2 separate regions of the Homo sapiens genome follow, and region 2 is linked to region 1. The links are chromatin loops, found by intact Hi-C in ENCODE. Cell type or tissue: PC-9. All regions are shown on one strand. Each heading gives the region's core, and the rest is flanking DNA. Links, peaks and the distances in the headings are about the cores only. Region 1 has its middle 6.8 kb from the start of SDC1. Region 2 has its middle 83 kb from the start of SDC1.

The links. Peaks named below come from ENCODE experiments on the same cell type or tissue, not always from the same donor. Only the 100,000 strongest peaks of a DNase experiment are listed, where the experiment ranks them.
Region 2: it touches region 1 in a loop (10-fold over the local background); 46 of 110 quality-filtered maps call a loop at or near these places.

The regions. Positions count from the first base shown.
Region 1 is chr2:20,226,147-20,237,803 of GRCh38, reverse strand. No RefSeq gene overlaps it. Among named protein-coding and RNA genes, the nearest start is that of SDC1, 6.8 kb to the right of the region's middle. RefSeq lists enhancers at 1,122-1,680, 1,681-2,239, 11,347-11,657. In PC-9, for the core only: a CTCF peak has its summit at 5,608; DNase peaks (open chromatin) are centred at 4,753, 5,263 and 5,993; H3K4me3 peaks cover 1,599 bases; H3K27ac peaks cover 3,364 bases.
Region 2 is chr2:20,136,602-20,148,258 of GRCh38, reverse strand. No RefSeq gene overlaps it. Among named protein-coding and RNA genes, the nearest start is that of SDC1, 83 kb to the left of the region's middle. RefSeq lists enhancers at 2,195-2,274, 2,485-2,644, 6,396-6,980, 10,462-11,081, 11,082-11,657. In PC-9, for the core only: no CTCF peak of the experiment used is centred there; DNase peaks (open chromatin) are centred at 3,218, 4,768 and 6,658; H3K27ac peaks cover 3,736 bases.

The sequences.
Region 1 (11,657 bases), core at 3,741-7,740:
AAATATGTAAATAATAAAGGGTTAATATTCAGAATACATAGACACCTACAACTCAACAACAACAAAAAACAACGTGATTTTAAAATGGACAAAGGACTTAAATAGACATTTCTCCAAAGATGATATATAAATGGCCAAGAAGAATGTGAAAAGATGCTCAATGTCATCAGTCATCATCACGGAAATGCAAGTCAAAACTGCAATGAGATATCATTTCACACCCATTGAGACAGCTACTAAAAGAAAAAAAAAAGAACAAGGAAATAACAAGTGTTGGTGAAGCCTCTGTGGAAAAAACAGTATGGTGCGTCTTTGAAAAATTAAAAATAGAATTACCTTGTGATTCAGCAATCCCACTTCTTGAAATACCTCCAAAGGAATTGAAAGCAGGCTCATATTAAAACAGTCAATAGCTAGTGGTGTGTGTTTATATACAATGAAATTTTTATCAGCCTTGAAAAGAAAGGGTACATGCCACAGCATGGAGGAAAGTTGAGGACACTGCACTAAATGAAATAAGCCAGCCACAAAAAGACAAATACTGTATTTCCCCAAATGAGTTGAAAACTTTGTCCATAAAAAAAACTGCGTATGAATGTTTATGTCAGCTTTATTCATCATTGCTAAACATTCAGAACAAACCAAGATATCCTTCAGAAATAGATGAACTGGTACATCCATACAACACAATATTGTTCAGCAAGAAAAAGGAATGTGCTATCAAGCCGTGAAAAGACCTGGAGGAACCCTAACTCCACATTGCTAGATGAAAGTAGCCGATCTGAAAAGGCTGCATACTGTGTGTTTGCTTGCAGCTATTCGACACTCTGGAAAAGGCAAAACTACAAAGACAGTAAAAAGATCAGTGGTCGCAAGGGGTTGGGAGGAGGGAGGAATGAGTAGGAGGACACAAGGAATGTTTTGGGCTGTGAAAGGCTCTGTAGGCTACTGTAATGGTGGAGACATGTCATTATGCATTCGTCAAAACCCACAGAGTGTACACCATCAAGAGTGTAGTCTGATGTGAACGAGGGACCTTAGCGAATGAGAGCATGTCAGTACTGGTTTGTCAGTTGTAACAGATGTATCACACCAATGCAACAGGTTAACCATAGGAGAAACCGTGTGTGGCAGGGTGCGGAGAGGTCAATGAGAACTCCCTGTACTTATGACTCAATTTTTCTGTAAACCCAAAATTGCTCTTTAAAAAAAGGTCTATTAATTTAGGAAGGAAGGAGGGAAGGAAGGAAGAAGTAAGGAAGGAAGGGAGGAAGGGAGGGAGGGAGGGAAGAAGGGTGGGAAGGAAGGAAGGGAAGGAAGGAAGGAGGGTGGGAAGGAAGGGAGGGAGAGAGGAAAGAAGGAAAGAAGGAAAGAAGAAAGGAAGAAAGGAAGAGGGGGCTTCTCCTTACACAGGGCCTGGCTCCTGGTGGGCTCTTGCCAGGTGTGAATTCCCACCCAGCCTCCATCCCAGGGCACTGGTCCTTTCTCCCCTCCAGCCTATGGCTCACTTCCTCAGGTGTGTAATCAGGCTCTCGCTTGCCCTGGGCAACATTCCCACTCCTTAGCTTGGCAGTGAAGGCCTTCACCGGTTGCCCCAGCTTCCTGTCATCCCCACCCACTGCCACTCCCTTCAGCCACTGCCCTGAGCATTTAGGGAACACCATTACTCAGCGGTGCGTAGATGGCCCTGGCCCTTTCAGGGCCTCAGCTGGCCAAGTCCTCCCCTAGCTTGAGCAGCCCTGCCCACTTGCTCCCCTGCCTGACAAACTGCTACTCAGCAGGCAGGTTTCTGCCTGGACGTCAACTCCTCCAGGAAGCCTTCCCTGAACTCCTCCCTGCAACCCAGGACTGGGGCCCCTGGCTCTTGAACCATCTCATCATAGGACTCAAAGATTGCAGTTGCCCCAGGGCAGGGCCCTGCCTTGGACAGCATGCACCCCCAGGCCCTGGCTGGGAGTGGGCGCTCGCTGCAATTTAAGAGCATCCAAAGGACCATGGAGACACAGCGTTTGGGGAGAGCAATGTAGCAGTGGTCTCAGAATCTCCTCCAAGGCAGCCAGGCCACTTCTGTCCTAAGAAAGGTTTGTCAGCTGTGGGACGATGTCCACGTGAGGATATTCAACAGTATTGTTTGTGACAGCAAAGCCTTTAAAAATGGCACCCATCAGAAGGGGAATGGTTAAATAAATCAAGATATAGCCAAACCAGAGAATCCCAAGCAGCCACTAACAAGATTGAGTCTTATCTGTAGATACTGACATTTCTTTTTTTTCCTTTTTTTTTCTTTTTTTGAGATGGAGTCTCGCTCCATTGCCTAGGCTGGAGTGCAGTGGCATGATCTCAGCTCACTGCAACCTCCGCTTCCTAGGTTCAAGCTATTCTCCTGCCTCAGCCTTCTGAGTAGCTGGGATGACAGGCGTGTACCACCACACCCAGCTAATTTTTTTTTTCTTTTTTTTTTTTTTTTGCGACAGGGTCTCTCTGTGTCACCCAGGCTGGAGTGCAGTGGTGCAATCTCAGCTCACTGCAACCTCCGCCTCCCGGGTTCAAGTGATTCTCATGCCTTAGCCTCCCAAGTAGCTGGGATTTCAGGTGCCCGCCAAGATGCCTGGCTATTTTTGTATTTTTAGTAGAGACAAGGTTTCACCATGCTGGTCAGGCTGGTCTTGAACTCCTGACCTCAAGTGATCCACCCACCTCGGCCTCCCAAAGTGCTGGGATTACAGGCATGAGCCACCGCACCCGGCCTCCATTGTGTTTTTGTTTTGATTTTTGTTTTCAGGAGATGGGCGCTCCTAGAGCATGGGTTTATGCTGATGGGAAAGTCATCATTTCCACACCACGGAACACCACTCAGCAATGAAAAGGAACACACTCCTGATGCACACAGCTTGGATGGAGCTCAGATGCAGTCTCCTAAATGAAAGAAGCTAGACTCAAAAGGCTTCCTACTATACAATTCCACTCATAGGACATCTGGAAAAGGCAACACTTACAGAAAACCGATGAGTGGCTGCCAGGAGCCAGGGGTGGGGAAGGAGTTGACTACAAAGGGTGCAGGGAAGTTTTGGGGATGAGTAAACTGTTCCAGATCCTAACTGCAGTGGTGGTTATACAATTGCATGCATTTGAAAACAGACTGTATAACAATAAGGGCAAATTTTACTGTGTGTAAAATATACCTTAGTTTTTTTTTTTTTAAGAAAGGAAAAAATTACATTTTCTTTTTAACATTACATGCCCCCTTTTTTCCACTCATTTTGACTGTAACATAAATTTGAATTATTAAAATATTTCAGACCGGGCGCAGTGGCTCACACCTGTAATCCCAGCACTTTGGGAGGCCGAGGCGAGCGAATTGCCTGAGGTCAGGAGGTCAAGACCAGCTTGGCCAACATGGGGAAACCCCATCTCTACTAAAACACAAAAATTAGCCAGCCATGGTGGCGGATGCCTGTAATTCCAGCTACTCGGGAGGCTGAGGCAGGAGAATCGCTTGAACCCAGGAGGTGGAGGTTGCAGTAAGCCGAGATTGCACCGCTGCACTCCAGCCTGGGCAACAACAGCAAAACTCTGACAAAAAAAAAAAGAAAGAAGGAGAGAGAGAGAGGGAGGGAGGCTTAGAGAGGTTGTATGACTTGTCCAGGGTGGCAGGGCCAGAGTTCAAATCCAGACGGTTTGATGTTAGAGTGAACACATTCAACCGCCGTGCTAGGGCTCTGGAACTCAGATCCCTGCAGGGCCCAGCAGGTAGTGGACCAGCTAGAAAGACACACTCTGTGACTGTGGCTTCCGCTGGTCTTTGCTTTGACTGGATGTGGGTCCAGCATATTAGCTCTTCCAATTCAGCTAGAAAAGTCGGAATTTTTTTTTTTTTTTTTTTTTTTGAGACAGAGTTTCGCTCTTGTCGCCCAGGCTGGAGTGCAGTGGTGCGATCTCGGCTCACTGCAACCTCTGCCTCCCGGGTTCAGGTGGTTCTCCTGCCTCAGCCTCTCGGGTAGCTGGGATTACAAGCTCCTGCCACCACACCCGGCTAATTTTTGTATTTTTAGTAGGGACGGGGTTTCACCATGTTGGCTAGGCTGGTGTCAAACTTTTGACCTTAGGCGATCCACCTGCCTCGACCTCCCAAAGTGCTGGGATTACAGGCGTGAGCCACCACACCTGGCCGAAAAGTCAGAAATCTTGATTCTTACATGCAATTCTCCGATGGAAATCTCCTTTTTAAAATGGTGTAGGCTGGGTGCCAGCACTTTAGGAGGCCAAGGCAGGCAGATCACCTGAGGTTAGGAGTTCAAGACCAGCCTGGCCAACATGGTAAAACCCCATCTCTACAAAAATACAAAAATTAGCTGGGTGTGATGGCGGATACCTGTAGTCCCAGCTACTCGGAAGGCTGAGGCGGGAGAATCACTTGAACCCAGGAGGCAGAGGTTGCAGTGAGCCGAGATTGTGCCACTGCACTCCAGCCTGGGTGACAGAGCGAAACTCAATCTCAAAAAAAAAAAAAAAATAGCATAAGGGGAAAACAAAAACAAAAAAAAGAAAACAAAATAAAATAGTTTAAAGGCAAAACACTTCTACAGGCCAAATGCAGCCCTAGGGGCTGTCCCTTTGCAACCTCTGTCCCATTCCTAGGGAATGCAAAGTCACTTTCTCACCTGTTGAGTGAACTCAGTTACTCATCTGTTACATGAATTTGCATATGCATCCTGGGGCTGGAGGTGAGGCACACCTGTGTGCGTGAAGGTGCGTGCACATGTGCTACACACAGGTATGAGCGCTGACATAACACTATGACTTATACATCCTGGCTGCGGTGAGCTCAGGAATCTCTTCAGAGCCCAGCCCAGATTCTCCCCTGCGGGCTTTAGAATCTCCAACTTCTCTATGATTTCTAGGGTCCTACCTTGTGCCAGGTAAAGTGCTAAGTGTTTTATATGTATTATGTCAGAATGCTTAGGAACTTGCCTAAAATGAGTCTATCTGCCTCTCCCAGTGAATCCCACTGTGGGTATCCACGGCATCACTAGCATGCAGGGGGCACTTACACGTGTGTGCCAGGCCCTATGGAGGGCTTAGCTCATTCAATGCTTTTGACTCTTTGAGGTAGGTACTAGTATTTCTCCAATTCACAGAGGAACAAATTAAAGAGCAAAGAGGTTACTGCTTGCCTGAAGTCACACAGCTAAAGTAGCTCAAAGAATGTGTAGAAGAACCGGCTGGGCAACATGGCAAAACCCCATCTCTACAAAAAATACACAAATTAGCCAGGCATGGTGGTATGTGCCTGTGGAGGCTGGGTGGGGAAGATCACCTGAGCCCAGGAGGCAGAGGTTGCAGTGAGCTGTGATTATGTACGTCACTGCACTACCCCAGCATGGGTGACAGAGTGAGACCTTGTCTCAAAAAAAATCAAAACAACAACAACTCCTCCCAGCTCCCCCCCCCCCGCCCCTCCCCTCACAAACAGCATATTGCATGCAGCAATTAGCAGGGCTTTGTAGAGTCTGTCCCTGGGCAGCCAAGGCGGGTGGATGACCTGAGCTCAGGAGTCCAAGAGCAGCCTGGCCAACATGGTGAAACCCCATCTCTACTAAAAATACAAAAATTATCCGTGTGTGGTGGCAGGCACCCGTAATACCAGTTACCCAGGAGGCTGAGGCAGGAGAATCACTTGAACCCGGGCAGTGGAGGTTGCAGTGAGCCGAGATTGTGCCACTGCACTCCAGTCTGGGTGACAGAGCAAGACTCTGTCTCAAAAAAAAAAAAAAAAAAAAGTCTGTCCCTAGCAAAGCAGGTGAGGTGGGACAGGGGGAGCTACTTCCCTGCTCCAGCCCGAAGAGCACCAGCACGGGCTCCCCTTCCCCACAGGGGCTGAGTCACAGAGAGCCTGGTGCTGCTCAGACTCCAGATCCTTGATGATGCCCTGCAGGGCAGGGGCTAGTGTGAGCCAGTGGCGAGTGGCCTCACTCCAGGAAATTGCTCAGGGTGACTGGGCCTAGCTGCACCTGGGAGGGTGTGGCTGGTGTTGGCACTCCTCCCTGCTGGAGAGCTTCCTGTCCAAGCTTCCAACAAAGGCAACAAAGGCTCATCCTTGAGGCAGCCTAGAACTGAGTCACGAGCCCCGGGGTGATCTACCAAAGGACTTCAGCACCCAGTGCTGCCCCAGCCTAGGCAGCCACTTTACACACTGATTCGGCCCCTCTGACGCTAGCTGTTTACGTAAACCAGGTGGAAATGGACCCTCACCAAGGATTTTCCACATTGCACTGTTCCTCTCCTTCATCCTTCTCCAAGCCTCATCGCATCCCACCTCCTCCATATTATTCAATCCTGGCTCCCCACATTGTACCTTCACGGCCCCTGCATAGGGTGTCCCAGCCCACAGTCTCCCTCCCTGCAGCCTGCCCTTCGCACAGTGGCCAGAGGATCTTTTCAAAATGCAAACCACTGGCTCCTCCAGCCTAGGCACGGCCCGTTACTGGCACACACTGCTCAGGCTCTCTCCCTCTGATCCAGCCCTTGCCAGAGGTCCTGTGCCCCGGCCAGTCCAGCCCACCTCAGACTCCTTCCAGTTCCTGAACATCCTGAAGCTCTGTCTTGCTTCTTTGCCTGCTCTTTGCTGGGTTTCCTGTTTGGAATGTCCTTTCCCTGCTCTATCTGCCTGCGGTAGGCTGAATAATTACCCTTAAAAGATATCTATATCCCAGCCCCTGGAGCCTGTGAATGTTAACTTATAGAACAACAACCAATACAAGGTGGTGGTGGTGGGTCTTTGCAGATGTGCAGATGTGATTAAGAATTTTGAGATAGGGGCGATTATTGGGAATTATTCCAGTGGGCCTTGCATGCAGTCCTGTATTCTTACAAGAGACAGCCAGAGGGAGATTTCACTATACACAGAGAAGAAGGCAATGTGAAGATGGAGCAGAGAGAGCTTTGAAGCTGCCAGCTTTGATGACTGGAGTGATGGGACCACAAGCCAATGAATACCAGCAGCCACCAGAGGCTGAAAGGGGCAAGAGATGGATTCTCCCTAGAGCCTTGAGAGGGAGCACCAACCTGCCCACACCTTGATTTCAGCCCAGTGAAACTGATTTTGGACTTCTGACTTCCAGAACCGTAAAAGAATGAGTGTTTATTTATTTATTTATTTATTTAGAGATAGGGTCTTGCTTTGTTGCCCAGGCTGGAGTGCAGTGGCATGATCTTGGCTCACTGCGGCCTTAACCTCCCAGGCTCAAGCAATCCTTTCACCTTAGCCTCCCAAGTAGCTGGGACTACAGGCGCGTGCCACCACACCCAGCTAATTTTTTTGTTTTGTTTTTTTTGCAGAGGTGAGGGCTCACTATATTGCCCAGGCTGGTCTCAAACTCCTGAGCTCAAGAAATCCACCCACCTTGGCATCCCAAAGTGCTGGGATTACAGGTATGAGCCACCTCACCCAGCCTAAGTGGGTGCTATTTTAAGCCACCAAATTTGTAGAAATTTATTACAGCAGCCACAGGAATCAAATACACTGCCCAAATCCTGTTTCTTGATCCACGGACAGGTTCTAATGGCTTCCCACCCACCCTCAACCTTCCTCATCATTGAAACCTTTGGGAACTTTATCCCTGCGTCCGGAATCCATCATTTCCTTACTGCTGCTGATGAACAGGTTAGTATTGCACGCACTTCTTTGTTTTATAATGATTGTTTAGTTCAGTTTTTCCCCAAAGACTGAACTCACAGAAAATGAAAACCTTATGTTTTCACTTTGGTATCTCCGGCACTCAGCCCTGGGCCTGGCTCCCAGTAGGGTCTCTGCAGCATAGCACTGCCGCATTGCACAACTCCACAGGCACCATTCACACCCGATGCTATGGACTGTGAATCTCTAGAGCACGATTCCACAGGACCCACCCTCCCTCCCTTCCTTCCCTCTCTTTTTCTCTTTGTCTTTCTTCCTTCCCTCCTTCTTCCTTTTTTCTTTCTTTTTTTCTTTCTTTTTCTTTCTTTCTCTCTCTATCCCTCCCTCCCTTTTTTTCTTTCTTTTCCTTCTTTTTCTCTCTCTCTCTCCCTCCCTTCTCTTCTTTCTTTTTCTTTCTTTCTTTCTCTGTCTCCCTCCCTTCCTTCTTTTTTCTTTCTTTCCTTCCTTTCCTTCCTTTTTTCTTTCTCTTCCTTTTTCCTTTCTCTCTTTTCCTTCCTTTCTTCCTTCCTTCCCTCGTTCTCTCTTTCCTTCCCTTCCTTCCTTCCTTCCTTTCTTCTTTCTTTCTCTCTCTGTCTCTTTCTCTCTTTCTCTCGAGTGCAGTAGCACAATCTTGGCTAACTGCAACCTCTGTCTCCCAGGTTCAAGGGATTCTTGTGCCTCAGCCTCCCGAGTAGCTGGGATTATGGACATGTGCCACCACACCAGGCTAATTATTGTACTTTTAGTAGAGATGGGGTTTCACCATGTTAGCCAGGCTGGTCTCGAACTCCTGGCCTCAAGTGATCCATCCACTTTGGCTTCCCAAAGTGCTGGGATTATATGCATGAGCCACCGCACCCAGCCAGGATACCATTTTCATGGAAGACACTGAATCATGCTTCCTGGAACTGGGTAATGCTCCATCTCTAGACATATTTATCAAATAAATGAACTATACTCCACTCTCCTCCTCCAAAACAAAAAAGTTATTCCCATAGACAAAGGGTTCCTAGGCCTCCCTAGGATGATGGGCACCATGAGGTGATAAAAGTGGTCCCTTACGGGGATCGCTTTGGGGAAGTAGATACTCTGATTTGGATGTGTAAATTCCAATGATATCTACAAAAGGTGTATTATTCTCTCTCTTTCCTGCTATCAAATATTAGAGGCAACTTAGAAGGCAAGGGAAATTATAAGTTAGAAAGGGACAGTCAGCACAGGGGCAAGGCAGGTTTGAGGTTGAGAGCAGAGAAGCAGGACATAAAGTCCAATCCACTTGCTGCACACTGAATCCCCAGATGATTTGGAGCTGCCAAAGCACGAAAGTGCAGACACACTTGGTTACATATTTCTCAATATCTAAGAATGAACATATGGCCAGGCACAGTGGCTCACGCCTGTAATCCCAGCACTTTTGGAGGCCGAGGTGGGTGGATCTCCTGAGGTCAGGAGTTCGGGACCAGCCTGACCAACATGGTGAAACCCATCTCTACTAAAAATACAGAAGTTAGCCAGGCATCGTGGCGGGTGCCTGTAATCCCAGCTACTTGAGAGGCTGAGGCAGGAGAGTCACTTGAAGCCAGGAGGCGGAGGTTGCAGTGAGCCGAGATCATGCCATTGCTCTCCAGCCTGGGGGACACAGCGAGAGTCCGTCTCAAAAAAAAAAAAAAAAGGATGAACATATTCGTTCCTTAGACGAAACCAAAACTTTCCACTGCTTCTAGGTCTTCATGTCTCACAACAGACCCAAGGACAGCTCCGCAGCCGTGGTGGGTGAGGGGCTTCCTCTGGAGTCCCCCGATGGCACTCAGGGCCATGCCCCTGCACTGGGACCCAGTGAGAGCCAATCCTACGGTGCATTAGAGGAGACATACGCCAGTGTGGCCTTCAGACAGTTCTCTGAAAAACCTCTCCAACATGGCTCCTTCTAGCCTACACCTCTTTTTTGGGCAGGAATTGTCCCCAAACTTAACATACAGTCTGGGGCTGGGAAACTGGCTGGGCTGCCTCCTAGAGGCTCTTTGTAGCAGCATCTTCAAAGCCATTCCTCTCACCGTCCTCCTGAGGCACCTCTTCTTCCTTTTTCCAGTTGTCCTCCCCATACTCTTCTGAGATGATTCACTTAGTCTTATACAGAAGAATGAATTCATCAGTGTATTTTTAGGATTAGAATTGCTGGCAAGTGAGAGAAAATTCAGAGAAACAGTGTCCTAAACAAACAAAAAGAGACATTTTCCCATCATGTATAAGTCTGCGTGGGCAGTCCAGGGATGACGCTATACTCCATGGGGCAGGGACCCATGCTTCCTTTAACTTGTTCCTCTGCTGTGGATGGCCTCTGTTCCCATGTTCACTTCATGGTCCAAGAAGGCTGCTTCAGAGGCAGCCATCAGATCTGTATTCCGCCCAGGAGAAAACAGAAAAGGGAAGGAGAGCATGCTTGACACCTTTCTGAAAGTGCATGTACCACTTCTGCTCATGTGCCACTGGCAAGACCCTAATCATGTGGCTACGCGTGGCTGTAAGAGAGGCAGGGAAAGGTAATCTTTATTTTAAATAGCCATAAGCCCAATTGAAATTTAAGGAATCTCTTACTGAGAAAGAGGAAAACAGATGTGATAAGTAAACAGAAGTGTCTGCCCAACCAGTCGGCAACTAAAGGCTTCAGCAAAACATTTCCTAATGGGAAGGATGGTCAGACTCAAACAGCAATAAGATATAATTTTACTTGCATCAGCTGGCAAAATATAAAAGGCCCAACACCAAGTCATAGGAGGATGTAGAAAAATGGAAATGCTCATAACTGCTGTTGGGAGTGTAAATTACTATAAGCCCTTTGGAGAGCAATTTGCTTAGAGCAATTGCTTACAACAATTCCTGAGAAAGTTGAAGATGTTTATACCTATAATCCAGAGCTCTACTTCTAGAGAAAGCCTCACACATGCACTCAAGAAGACAAGTATAAGGGCCAGGCACGGTGGCTCACGCCTGTAATCCCAGCGCTTTGGGAGGCCGAGACGGGTGTATCACCTGAGGTTGGGAGTTCAAGACCAGCCTGACCAATATGGTGAAACCTTGTCTCTACTAAAAATACAAAATAAATAAATAAATAAAAAATTAGCCGGCCTGTGGTGGCGTGCGACTGTAATCCCAGCTATTTAGGAGGCTGAGGCGGGAGAATTGTTTGAACCCGAGAGGTCGAGGCGATTCTCCCTGCCTCAGCCTCCCGAGTAGCTGGGATTATAGGCACCTGCCACCATATCCGGCTAATTTTTGTATTTTTAGTAGAGATGGGGATTCACCGTGTTAGCCAGGCTGGTCGAGAACTCCTGACCTCAGGTGATCTGCCCGCCTCGGCCTCCCAAAGTGCTGGGGTTACAGGCGTGAGCCATCGCGCTTGGCCGTGAGTGACTTTTAAAAAATGAAAAGACTCCATCAAATCCTCCCTGACCCCAGTTTCCTCTGTTGTGAGCAGTAGAGAAAGGTAAGATTCCAAAATTCCTATTTTTCCACCATACTGGGTTGAAGGGATCTGTGGAGCCACCCTCTGGTAGAGGTAGAACCTTCGAAAAGGGCATTTTTAATCCACAGGGACTCCTCGAGCTCGGCTGGACCTCCGTGGTGCCGTGCTGTGAGACCATCCATCACTCAGGCACTCAGCGAGCCCACATCGGCCCCCAAGAACCCTGATGAAGGTCTTCCTGCCCCCTAGACAGACTTGGGGAGACGGACACCCCAAAAGCGAGAGCTCTTTGAGGTCAAACAGGTGCTCAGGAGCAGGGGTACAAGCAGGCCATCATCTTTTAGTGCTGTGAGGAGGAGTGGGGGGATGAGATGGGGACGCAGGAGGCTGCTCGGCTCCAGAGCCTGCTCCACGGTGGAAGGTGGAGGAGAGTCCAGGGTCCCACGGTCAGTCCCTGCGTGGCCCAGGAAGGTTTAATTCTTTTAAAGAGGAACACTGGACACTTCCCGATATTTTCTT
Region 2 (11,657 bases), core at 2,719-6,718, 89 kb after region 1:
ATATGAGTATAGAAAGAAAAATCCATCAATCCATATTTCTTTTTAATTACGATATAATTCAAATGCCATCAAATTCGCCACTTAAGTGCACAATCAGTGGTTTTTAGTATAGTCACAAGGTTGTGCCACCATCACTACTACCCAATTCCAGAACATTTCTATCCTCCCCAAAAGAAAACCTGTGTCTATTAACAGCTAGTCCTGGCCAGGAGCTGTGGCTCACGCCTATAATCCCAACAATTTGGGAGGCTGAGGTGGGCGGATCACTTGAGGTCAGGAGTTTGAGACCAGCCTGACCAACATGGCGAAACCCTGTCTTTACTAAAAATACAAAAAAAAAAAAAAAATTAGCCAGGCATGGTGGCACACACCTGTAATCCCAGCTACTCAGGGGGCTGAGGCAGGAGAATTGCTTGAACCTGGGAGGCGGAGGTTGCAGTGATCCAAGATCAGGCCACTGCACTCCAGCCTGGGCGACAGAGCAAGACTCTGTCTCAAAACAAAACAAAAGTTAATCTTAATTTCCCCCTTCTTCTAGCCCTTGGCAACCACTAATCTACTTTTTGTCTCTATGGATTTGTCTATTCTGTACTTTGCATGTAAATGATAGCATACAGTTTATGTGGTCTTTTGTTCCTGGCTTCTTTCACTTAGAATAATGTTTTTAGGGTTATTCATATTGTAGCATGTATCAGTACTTCATTTCCTTTTCATGGCTGAATAATATTTCATTGTAAGGACACACCACTTTTGTTTATCTATTCGTCAGTTGATTATCAATCAATACTGAGTACCGTTTATATGCAAGACAGTCTGCAGGGCTGTCCAGGGGATGGACATGAGAGAGAAAGGACAGTTCTCCAATAGTACAGGAAATCAAGAAGAGGTGATGGAGAACACAGCGCCTGGCACAAAGCAGAATGAGTGAGTGAATGAATGAATGAAAGCCCGCACACAGGAAAAGAAACTTAACTTGTAGAGGCAGCATGTGCTGGTGCCCCGTGTCGGGGTGGATGACGCTGCCCAAGTTCAGGACCAGCAGTGATAGTCACTCACTCAGGTGTGAGAGGCTTTACTGTAAGTTGGGTCTGGGCCCTGGGGTCTCCAGAGATTAATCAGACATGACCCATGCCATGGAGCTCATAGACTGTGAAGAAGGCAAAACAGGGCGTGGATCATAGATGACATTCAATAGTGGGGGAGGGAGGGGGCAGTAGTGGGTAGAGAGGAAGACCCTTTCTGGCTAAGAGGTCAGGAAAGATGTAGGAGGAGGCAGCATTGGAGCTAGGCTTAGCAGCTTGGGTAGGACTTAAAGAATGAATGAAAGACCACACACAGAGGAAAAGAAAGAGTTAAATGGCGGATAGACAATGGGAGCAAGTTACCAAAAACTAGGGACAGAAATGTGTAAGATGGGCTCAGGGACAGAGTTCCAGGACACCTGTTTTACTGAGGTCAGTTGTTCTCCACCCTGGCTGCACATCAGAGTCATCTGGATGCTTAAAAAAATACCAAAGGCTGGGTCCTGCCCCTAGAGATTCTGTTTTATTTGACCTGTTTTGGGGGTGAGTCTAAGTAGTGATATTTATTAAAAGCTCCCCAGGTGATTCTAATGAGCAACCAGAGTTCAAAACCACTGACTCAGAGGATTCAAGAGAGACAGTTGGCCATTAGCCTGGAGCATGAGGTTGGGAGTGGACTGTACACGGGTGGACCACATCATTTATTCTCCAAACTGGGATACATTTTTGCATGAAGCAGGGTGCTATGAATTATTATGCCAAGACAGCAGATATAAACTAGATCATCCAAAACAAAGTGGGGTGTATGTCCACCCTAACCGTGGAAGAACTTGAATGCAGGCTATGGGATTTGGACTTCACCTTATCACAAATGGGAGCTACTGAAGGTTTGGAGCAGACAACTGACACCTAATAAAATGGGAGGCGGGAAGGCAGAGGAATGTGGGGAGGATTGGGCTGGGGAAATGAGGAGACAGAAAAAGTGTGTGCATGAGAAGTACTCCCCCAAGCCCACTCCAAATAAACCTTCAATTTAAATAAAAATCGTGTGCTTGCTGGGCAGCGGCTGCTTCAAGACAAGTCATTGCCTTCTCCTCCTCCTACGTGAAAACTGAAGTGGGGTGTTTGGGCTTCCCCTAGCACCCGAGACACCTCTCTGGGAGATCCCCTAAGGGCTGTTCGCATGGACAATTTCCTCTGCTCATTTGTGAACTGTGAAAACTCCAGGCAGCCTCTCTGGAGAGGCCCAAGGGAAGGACTCCTCCATGTCCCCTGGTGCCCTTGCCCTGGGACTTGGCTGTCCCAGCTCTACAATGTCCAGGCCACTCCCCCGCACTTCTGCCTTTTGGAGAGACCCTGTGTCCTCTTGCTCCTCCTCCAGCTTCCGGATCACTGGGAGGTGCTGCTGTCGTGGCTTTTTCCCTCCATTTGTCAGGCTCACAGGGCTTGTCAGGTGAGATATACACTTGTCCCACCCAGCCCGAGGCCAGAAAACTGGGTGTGTTTGGCTGTGAGCCCAGTGAGAGTGGGCCATCTCTGAGCGTGGGTGCTTCTCTTCCCAGAGTCTGGCATCCACAGACAGTGTTGGCCAGGCCTGCCCACAGTGTTGACTGGCATTTGGACTGGCACCTTCAATGTCCCCTGACCCCCCAGTGCAGAAAGCACTGGCCTAAGGACTGGAGCAGGGGAAGGGAAGATGCAGACCATCCGTCCTCCCACCCCCCACACCAGGCTGTGCTCCCTATCAGAATCCAGCAAAGCACAGAGGAGTGCCCTAATGCCAAACACAGGTCCACAGGTGGGGTGGGATGGCGGGAAAGGAGAGAAGCTGGAAAGAATGAACAGCTCCCACACTCAACATCCCCTTCCTTTTCCTTTTCTTTCCATCTGGGAAAATATATTTAATTCTCTCAAATGATCTCACAATATCAACACATAAGCACAGACCAAACTACCCACCCCTTGCATTCCCAGCGTCGGTGGTCCAGGAGGGAACTGACTGCAGAGACTGTTCCAGCCCCGCTCCTGCCATGCCCCTGAGTTGACAGGGAGAGGTCTCCCTAACCCAGGCAGCAGAGGACAAAATGTGGCAGTCTCTGGCCTGAATCCAGTAAGCAGTGCTCAATCCAGCCACCCCTAGGCTGCATGGCCTCAGGGCTGGGACTGGGGACGGGAAGTCTCAGTTCCTCCTAGCAAGAGAGGAATGCCCAACGCAAGAAGGAAATGCTTTGTGATAAATGTCCAGTGCTAGAGGCTGGGCTCTTTCAAGAAGTGAGTAATCTCAATGTTGTCATCTGGCGAATGGGTGTATGGCAAGTTTCCTGGTTCGGAACTTTTCTTTCTTTTTAATAAAAGTTGCCATCAGCTCCTTCTTTATCCAGCTGGTTAAGAACAGGTCTTCTTTGTTCAGGAAACTGTCCTTTGAGTGGTCCCTCTTGGCTATTCACATGTTAGGCTAGTGGGGCAAGGGGGAACTGGTTCCTGGGTGGCCTGAGGAGTGCAGGACCCTCTAGTCCCTACATGGAAGAGCAGGGAGATAATTTGCTTGGGGCCAAGGAACATCTGGGAAGAAAGAGATGAAGACAAAGACGTTTGCCGTGTTAAAGTTGGAATTTTCCTGATGAAGTTTGAGATGAAGTGCCCCAGGAATAGAATCCCCACAGCCCCTCAAGGGAATGGCACCAGGAAGAAAGGGGGTCAGAGTTGGTGACCAGGCTCAACCCCAGGGCCTCCATATTCCTGTGGCATGGAGTGTGGCTGAGGACAGAAGCCCTCCTGGGCTCAGCTCTACCAGGGCTGTGCGCTATTTGGGAGCCTGGCTAACCTTGGAAGTATGAGCTTACAAGAGCAGTGGCCTTGGAGCCCAAAGTTGGCACACCTCTGTGGACCACATAAGGGTCAGGACCAGTGAGGCAGGATCTCATCAGACTTTGCAAGACCATTTTCTTTAGAGACACATGGTACTGTGCAAGAAACAATGGAAATCAGGACCTCCTGACTCTCCAGTTTCTCTCTGATTGCCATTTGCAATCAGAATTACCTGTAGGACCAAGTTTGGCCCCAATTTCCTTGGGGGAGTGGGTGAGGAATAAGGGGTAAGAAGGGGTAAAGAGGCATGACTTCCTGTTAATATGGGCGTATGGGAGCTCAAGCAATTATTGAATAAATAAGAGGGATTACATTTGCACCCCAAACTGGGGAACTGTGCTTGCTTAGGAAAAAGCCCAGAAAGTTATACAACAAAAAGTTATTAGTCATTGCCTCCAGCTGGTAAGATATCAAGGGATGCCCTTCTTTTTCCTTTCTATATATCTGTATTTTCTGTTTTCTCCCCATGGTGATTATGAAGTGATTTGAGTTATTAAAAACACTTTACAGTAGCTCAAAAAAACTATTATTATGTAGAGGCCCCAAGAAAAAGCACATTATGTCTGCTTTCATTTATTCCAAGAGGTAGAGAAGAATATATTATGTTTTGGAAAGATTTTTCTTAATCCAAGTGGTTAAAAGAGAAAAGTTAGGTGCCTACTGATATGTGTTCAATTGCCTGGAAAAAAAATCAATTACATGGCAGTTTAACCTGCGGTGATGAGAGAGCCCAAGCCACACATGGACTCATTCAAGGGGCTGGGAAGACAAGATTCGGGTGGGGCAAGTCGTGAACAGGATTTTCAGGTCTCTATGGGGTTGCCCTAGGGTAGAGGGAGCCCAGGGCCTATCATGTGCAGAAGTTACAAGTGACCAAACCAAGCAGGCCATAAAAGGCAGGCATTTCCAGCAGCCTGGCAGGCACGTCCCTGAATGGAATGTCTTAGGAGATGCTGTAATGAAATGACCTCAAACTTCTATCAACAAAGATGTTTTGTCTGCTGGTTATTATGTCATCATCAACATGACGGGAAAGTCTGTGAGGATGAGGAATAAGGAGAGAAATGGTGGGACAACTGAGCCAGCCAAGAGACCCCTAAGAGAGAAGATAAGGAGGGCATGGCCCGTTTGAAAGGGTGGGTGTCCAGTTGGTGTAGACATGAAGAGATAGGGAGGTCTGGCTGGTGTAGAAATGGGAAGGCAGGGGGAGGGGAGGGTCACCTCAGAAACAGGAGCTTCGGGAAAGGGAGTGTGACATTCAAGCACTAGACCCTCTAATGCATACCTGCAAATTAGTGCCACCTCGCCCTAGGGGATGTGGGTGAGTGGAAAGTGAGCTGGATTTCATTCCTCCACTTGCTTCCTTGGCCATCTGCCCTTGTTCAGTAGACAATCCACACACATGTACCTGGGGGCCCAGGGCAGCCACAGCACAGTAATAAATGTGTTGTCAGTCTGCAAATCACCTCAGTCAGCAGCTGGGGTACAGGAGCAGGATGAGACCTCGGTGAGGAGGCCAGCCACCATGCATGGCATGGTAACAGTGCCCAGGGAAGCAGGCTGAGGTCCAGGGCAGAGTTCTAAGGCCAGTGGTGGGTTGGAATGAAAAGCAGGGAAACTGAGGCAGAATTCCTTTTGTATGGGCAGAGGCAAATGGAAGGGGTGGGTGACTTTGAGGCTCTCCATGTTCCCAGAGCACATCTTGGGCCACAAGGCTCATTCCAAGCCCTTCTGGAATAAGCTGCCTGCAGAAATCCTGCCTGTTTTGGCTGGGAGGGGTCCATAACATGGGTAAGCAGAGCGGGCTGTGGAGCCTCAGCGAACCCACCACAGGCCAGGACCAACAGGGCTGACCAGCTATGAGACCTGCTTACTGCTTTGGTTGTCCTTTATGGCAGTGGTGTTCAAATTTGAGCATGCATCAGAATCATCTGGAGGGCTTGAGGGATCCCAAAACAAAGTGTGTGATTTGGTAGGTCTCAGGTGGGGCCTGAGGATTTGCATTTTTTATTTCTCCCAAGTTCTCAGGTGATGCTTTAGAAACCACGTTCCAGGGATGCCTTATTTCTGAAGCCCAAGGCTTCCATGAAAACCTTGATTGCTTGTTCCTCCTTGATTTTCTTTTCAGCCCCAGAGCCTCAGAGGGTTCCCGTTAACAGTACCCCTCCAGGCTTCTCTGAGGTTGCAGCTCGATCTCATTTTCCTGGCAGAAATTGACACCTGTTTCTTCCCTTCTACTCTGGACTTTAAAGCAATGGATCTCTTAGAGAAAGAATTAGCCATGCCCCGATTTGGGTAGAGGGAGGGGCTGGGGGCCATCCCAGACCTCCTGTTGTCTCCAGTGCCTCAGCACCTATGGGGCAGCCCTGGACCCGGCGGAATCTGGAGATTGATTTCCAGGACCCTGCTGGGCAGGCGTAAGGGTAAGGGCTTAGTTACTGGCAGAGCAGCGATGATTTGCCCTAAGATCCTAACTGAGCCCTAAATCCTTTCATTAAAGTTCTAAATGAATCACAGCCTCTGAACTAGAACAAACGCCAGCGGGGCATCTCTCAGGTCTCAGTTTCCCCAGCTGTAAGTGAGGCTGCTCCAGATGTTCCCTGAGATAGCTTTTGGCTCTAGCATTCTTGATTCCGAGGAGGACAATGGGTCAGAGGAAAGAGAGGGCTCATCAGGGTTTGCTGGGAAAGGGGTGGAGCTGAAGGTGATGTCAGCCGTGGTGAGCTGGGCCTGGAAAAGCAGCGTGAGTCACCGGGCATGACGAGGGGCAGGATGGAGAGCCAGGGAAAGGCTTTAATGGGGAGTCATGTGGTCAAACCATCGACTAGGAGGCTGAGGCTGGCAGCCAGCTGGGGTTTGGAGCCAGAGAGGTTGCCTAATGTGCCATTCAGCCTCTTACCCATGGGGCAGGGGCCAGTGCATCATCCCGTGGCTCTGGCCTGGATGTGTTCAGGTTCTGGGCTCTGGAGAGCCATAGGCCCTTGTTGGGAGTGGCCATCCTAGAGGGATGGCTGCCAGGGCCCTGACCTAGCACCATGTGGGCATGGGACTTGGGCCTCTCTGTAACCCAGACCTGCAGCAAATTCCCTACCTGCAAGCAGCCTACCCAGCCTGACCCCCTCGGCCTGACTTTGGTCCTGGGGCTGCCTTGCTCATGTCCCTGTACCTCTGCTTGTCTCTCAGCCCCTCTGAGACAGGGACTGGGACTTGCCTGCTCTTGTAGCCCCCTGCACAGCCCAGCTTAGCACCGTGCTGGACTCCTCATGGGAACTGAGGGAACTATCCACCTCAATCCAAAAGCTACTTTGGAAAGAGACAGGGGCGGAGCTGAGGTCTGACCAGCCCTTCCCACCCCCATGCCTGCTTCTCACTTCTCTGTCATCTCTGCCTTTTGCCAAGACCCTTGGTGCTTTGTGCTGATGGTCACAACGCTGAGATGGGCAGCCCAAACCAGGACTCACAAAGCAGGGGAGATGCACCAATGCCAGCATCCCTTTGCTGACCCCTCTTCCTGGAGGGCACCGGGCTCCGGGCTGACACACCTCAGTTATGGTCTGGCTTGGCCACAGCTAGCTGTGTGTACACGAAGTCCCTCTTCTTCTCCAGGGCCGGCTTCCTCATCTGTAAATTAGGAGCAATTATTCTTGAGCTACTGGGTCACCTGACACAGAGAAGAGGCTCCACCGATGTTTCTATGATTGTTGTCATTAAAAAACATGACAGCCAGAGAGGTTGGCACCGGGGTGTCTGCCATCCCTCGTGTCCTGAGAGCAGGCTCAGCTGGGCCCAGCTGAGATACTGGAGCTGAGAGCCCTGGAGAGATACTGGTGGGTGGGTGGCTGTGCAGGCATCTTTGGGGGAACAGAGTGGGATATGGGGAGGGGGCCGGAGTCCAGGGGGACTCCCAGCCTAGCCTGGGCCATGGGTGGGTGAAGGCCATGCCCCCTCCGCAGGGGCTCTGATCAGGTGGGGGCAGGCTTGGAGGTTATTTGAGGGCACAGGAAATATCTGGAATCTATGAGAATGGGAACTCAGGTCAGAGGTCACCTCAAATTAAAATTGAAAAAGCCCTCTGTGTGAAGGGAATCAAAGGAGGTGAAGACGTTTGCTCTTCCGGAGTCTCCTGAACCCAGATGTTAGCGGTTAAAATTCCTGTGGGGCTAAACGGTGGGCACAGGGAGCCATCTTGGGGCCCGGCAGGGCAGGAGCCCAGGGAACAGTGTGCATTCTCATGTACCCTCCAGGACATTGCCCCAGGGATTATGAGCAGAGCGGGGCCTGTCCCTGCAAAGCCGGGTGCTGTGGGGGGATGGGCACTCTGGGGTCTAGGGCCTCCCGCGGCCCTTCACTCTGGGCTGGCTGCACCCTGGAATGAAACAGGATCTGGCATCCCTGCTCTAGTCTGAGCCAGGACAGCTCATTAGCTGGAGGGCCGTGCTCCTTCAGATTTATGGTCAGGAGCCCCTCATCTGAGGGCCAAGGTCTTTTGATCTGAGCCCAGGGGTAGGGGCAGGGGATTCCTGGGTCTTAATTGGCATCAGCTAGGCTGATGCTGACCAGGACTCTGTCCCAGGCCTCAGCCCGCAGCCCCAGCCCCCCAGGCTGATGCTTATTGGGGGTGGAGGGCTCTGGGAGGAAGACAGGCATGTGCGGAGTTTGTTCCTACTCTGCAGGGCCTCATGGGCAAAAATACCAGGAGGGAATGAACAGCTCAAAAGGATCCTCCCCTCAGCCGCTCCCCAGCCTTGACCCATCCCCGACCCTGATTCTTCCCTTTCCCACTCTGACCTCACCCCAACCAAGTGTCACATCCTATCTGGGGTGGGGCTGGGGGCTGCCATGTACCTGGGCCTGTGCCAGGCACCTTGAGGACACAAGGAAAGTCTAGCAGAAAAGTCAGCTATATACACAACTAGAAAGAATAGATAAAATAATAGGCTGTGCTTTTGATATCTTGGACTTCCCCAGGTCAGGGATGACCATTTACATGAGGGATTTATTGTGTCTTGTTCTTTTGTTTTCGGGCTTAAGGAGGAGTGAGGAAGTATACTCAGGGGATACTTACTTAGAGAGAGAAAGATATTAGGGAGAAGAAGGGGAAGGGAGGAGAGGAAGGGAAGAAGACATTGAGACAGAGGCAGACAGAGAGTGAGACAGGAAAAGAGATTGTCAATCCTGAATCCAGCTGTGTCTCAACCTAGCTGACACGTCCTGGACTTCTCAGGAATGTGGCCCAATAAATTTCCTTTGGGCTCAAGCTAGATGGAGCTGGGCCTCTCTCCTGAACAGTGTGGGCGAGCCACACAGTCAATGGCTGCATTGGTGAATGTGTGCGTTTATTCCAAAGGAGAGGGCAGAGGGAAGGAGAGAAAATGGGACAAGCCTTCTGCCCTCAGAAGCTGACCTTAAGTTAAGGAGCCAGCACTCCAACATGAAAGCCACTGGGAGATGCTATCATTCCAGAGGCAGAGGAGGAATGGGGACAGAGAGGGCAGCAGCAGAGAGCAGAAGGACCGGGCCCAGAGGAATGGGAGAAAGCTTTGTCTTGGTAGCCTGCAGAAGGCTCTGGAAGCAAGCAGAGGAGAGAAACTCCACTGCATAAGAGCCTGGTGACTCAAGAGGGGCCGGGCGCCTTCCCCGTCCTGGGCCAGGAGAGATAAAATATCATCTCATTAAAGGATAGCTTCTTATTATTTATGAAAGATGCGTGTGAGCTTTTTTTTCAGGTAGAGCCCGGGGGGATGAGGATATCAGATAAGGGACCAAGGTCAGGTAATTCAGGCAGCGTACAAATGCACTAAGACTTGAGTGCACTATCTGTAGTCTATTTAAAGCCAGCTCTTCTATGATGCCCTGGTACTGTATTTCTTCAAATTCTCCCTCATTTTTTCTGGTCACTCAGTTTCTTATTTCTTTTAAGGACTGAGCCTTTCTTAAGCGTTTCCTAGGGAGATGACTCTTCCCTCGTGTATCTGGCCAGGCAATATGGGTCACTTCCCAGATCATAGTTTCCAAACTGGAAGGTCTTTACTCTGCCAGCTTCGTTATGGTGTAGTTTGCATACTGTAGAATTTGCTTGTTTTACGCATACAGTTTGATAAGCTCTGCCAAATGGAAATAGCCACCTACCTACCATCAAATGAAACATTGATTTTTTTTATCCCCCCATAAAATTCCCTCATTCCCCATTGCAATCAATCCCCGCTCCCACATCCCACCTCAGGCAAGCCCTGACCTGCTTTCTGGCTGCAGCGTGGCCCTCCCTGGAGTTCAGACGCAGGGAGCGGCGGAGTCTGCAGCCTTTTGAGTTAGGCGGCTTTCATTTAACTGCTGAACTTCAGCGCAGTGCCTTGAGAGTCATCCATGTCATTCATTGTATTACTATTTTGTTCTTCCTTATTGCTGGGGTCATTCCATCATACGGGTGCCCTACAGTTTGTCCATCCACCAGTGATTAATGTTTTTGGAGAGAATGAATAAGGCAGGAGGAGGGCAGCGGGCGTCTGTCCCACACCTAGGGGACCTGTTTACTCTCACCCTGCCCCGAAGGGGTTGCGAGGGAGGGAGGCCAGAGCCTGACCCCATACACAGGACAGTGACAGTTACAAGGCCCAGCACTATGGGAACTGGAGGGTTGGGGGTCAGAAGGGACATCCTGGCCAGCTTTAATAATAAGAGCCACCATGAATTGAGAGTCTACTACGTGTCGCCATCTCCAGCCCTCACTAAAACCACACAACGGAGAAGCTTGAGAACACGCCCTCAGGAAGACCAGGGCACTTGCTCAAGGTCACAAAGCTATTAGGTGGCCAGTTAGGAGTCAGGCCCTGGCTTATTGGTCTCCAAAGCCCCCACTACCCCGCCTTCTTCCTGGAGGAGGTGGGAGTATTTTGGGAGTTCTGAAGGTCAAAGGCAGTGAGAGCAGCCCAGTTGGGCATTCTGGCGAAGCCTGCGGGGGAGGTGGAGCCCTTCCCAGAGCACCCTGATAACCCTGACAGGCACACTCGCTGCCTCCGGGGCCTGAGGAGGAGGGTGGAAAGCTCTCCCATATCCTCGAGCGAGGAAAGCGCTCTCCTTGACTGCCCTCGCATGTCTAGTGTGAGTTCCCACTGGGAGAGGGGCAGCTGGAGGACCTGAGGCACTCACTGTACCTTGGGGAAGGGCTGGGGAGGGAAGACCCCCAGGCAGCGCACCCCCAGGAGTGTCAGGAGCAGGTCTGTGTGGGCCTGGAGAGCTGCAGCCGGAGGCACTGCACCCACAAACTCTAGTCTTCACTCACAGCAGCCCAGAGTGGCCCCTGAAGTTCTCTGCCTGTTTTTGATTCCTTCCATGCTGCTCCATAAAAGGCAGAGGGACGAGGATGGGAGCTGAGAATCGAGAAGCGGGAGTGAAGCCCCAGCTCTGTCACTGGCTGACTCGGCGACTGCGCCCTTCATTTTGGGTCTCAGTTTCCCCATCTGTAAAATGAAGCAGTTTTAGTGATGAGACAGACTCGAAGGGTCCTGCCTGATCTGAGTTTAGATCTTTGTGGAGTAAACAGTGACTCAAGGGGGCTGTGAGCAGGAGGCCCCTCGAGGTAGGTGCAGGGTGCTTTCCCCTCTCTAGGCACCCCGGGCCTCTCCGCAGAGCCTCTCTCTGGAGAAGGGTCTTTTCCTGGGGCACCTCTGACAGCACCCCCTTTGCACTCTTGCTGAGGTTCCTTCAGGCTTTGGTGAAGGCCTGGCCCTCCAAAACGGGGTGGGGAGAGGACAGGAGAGCAGAGGCAGC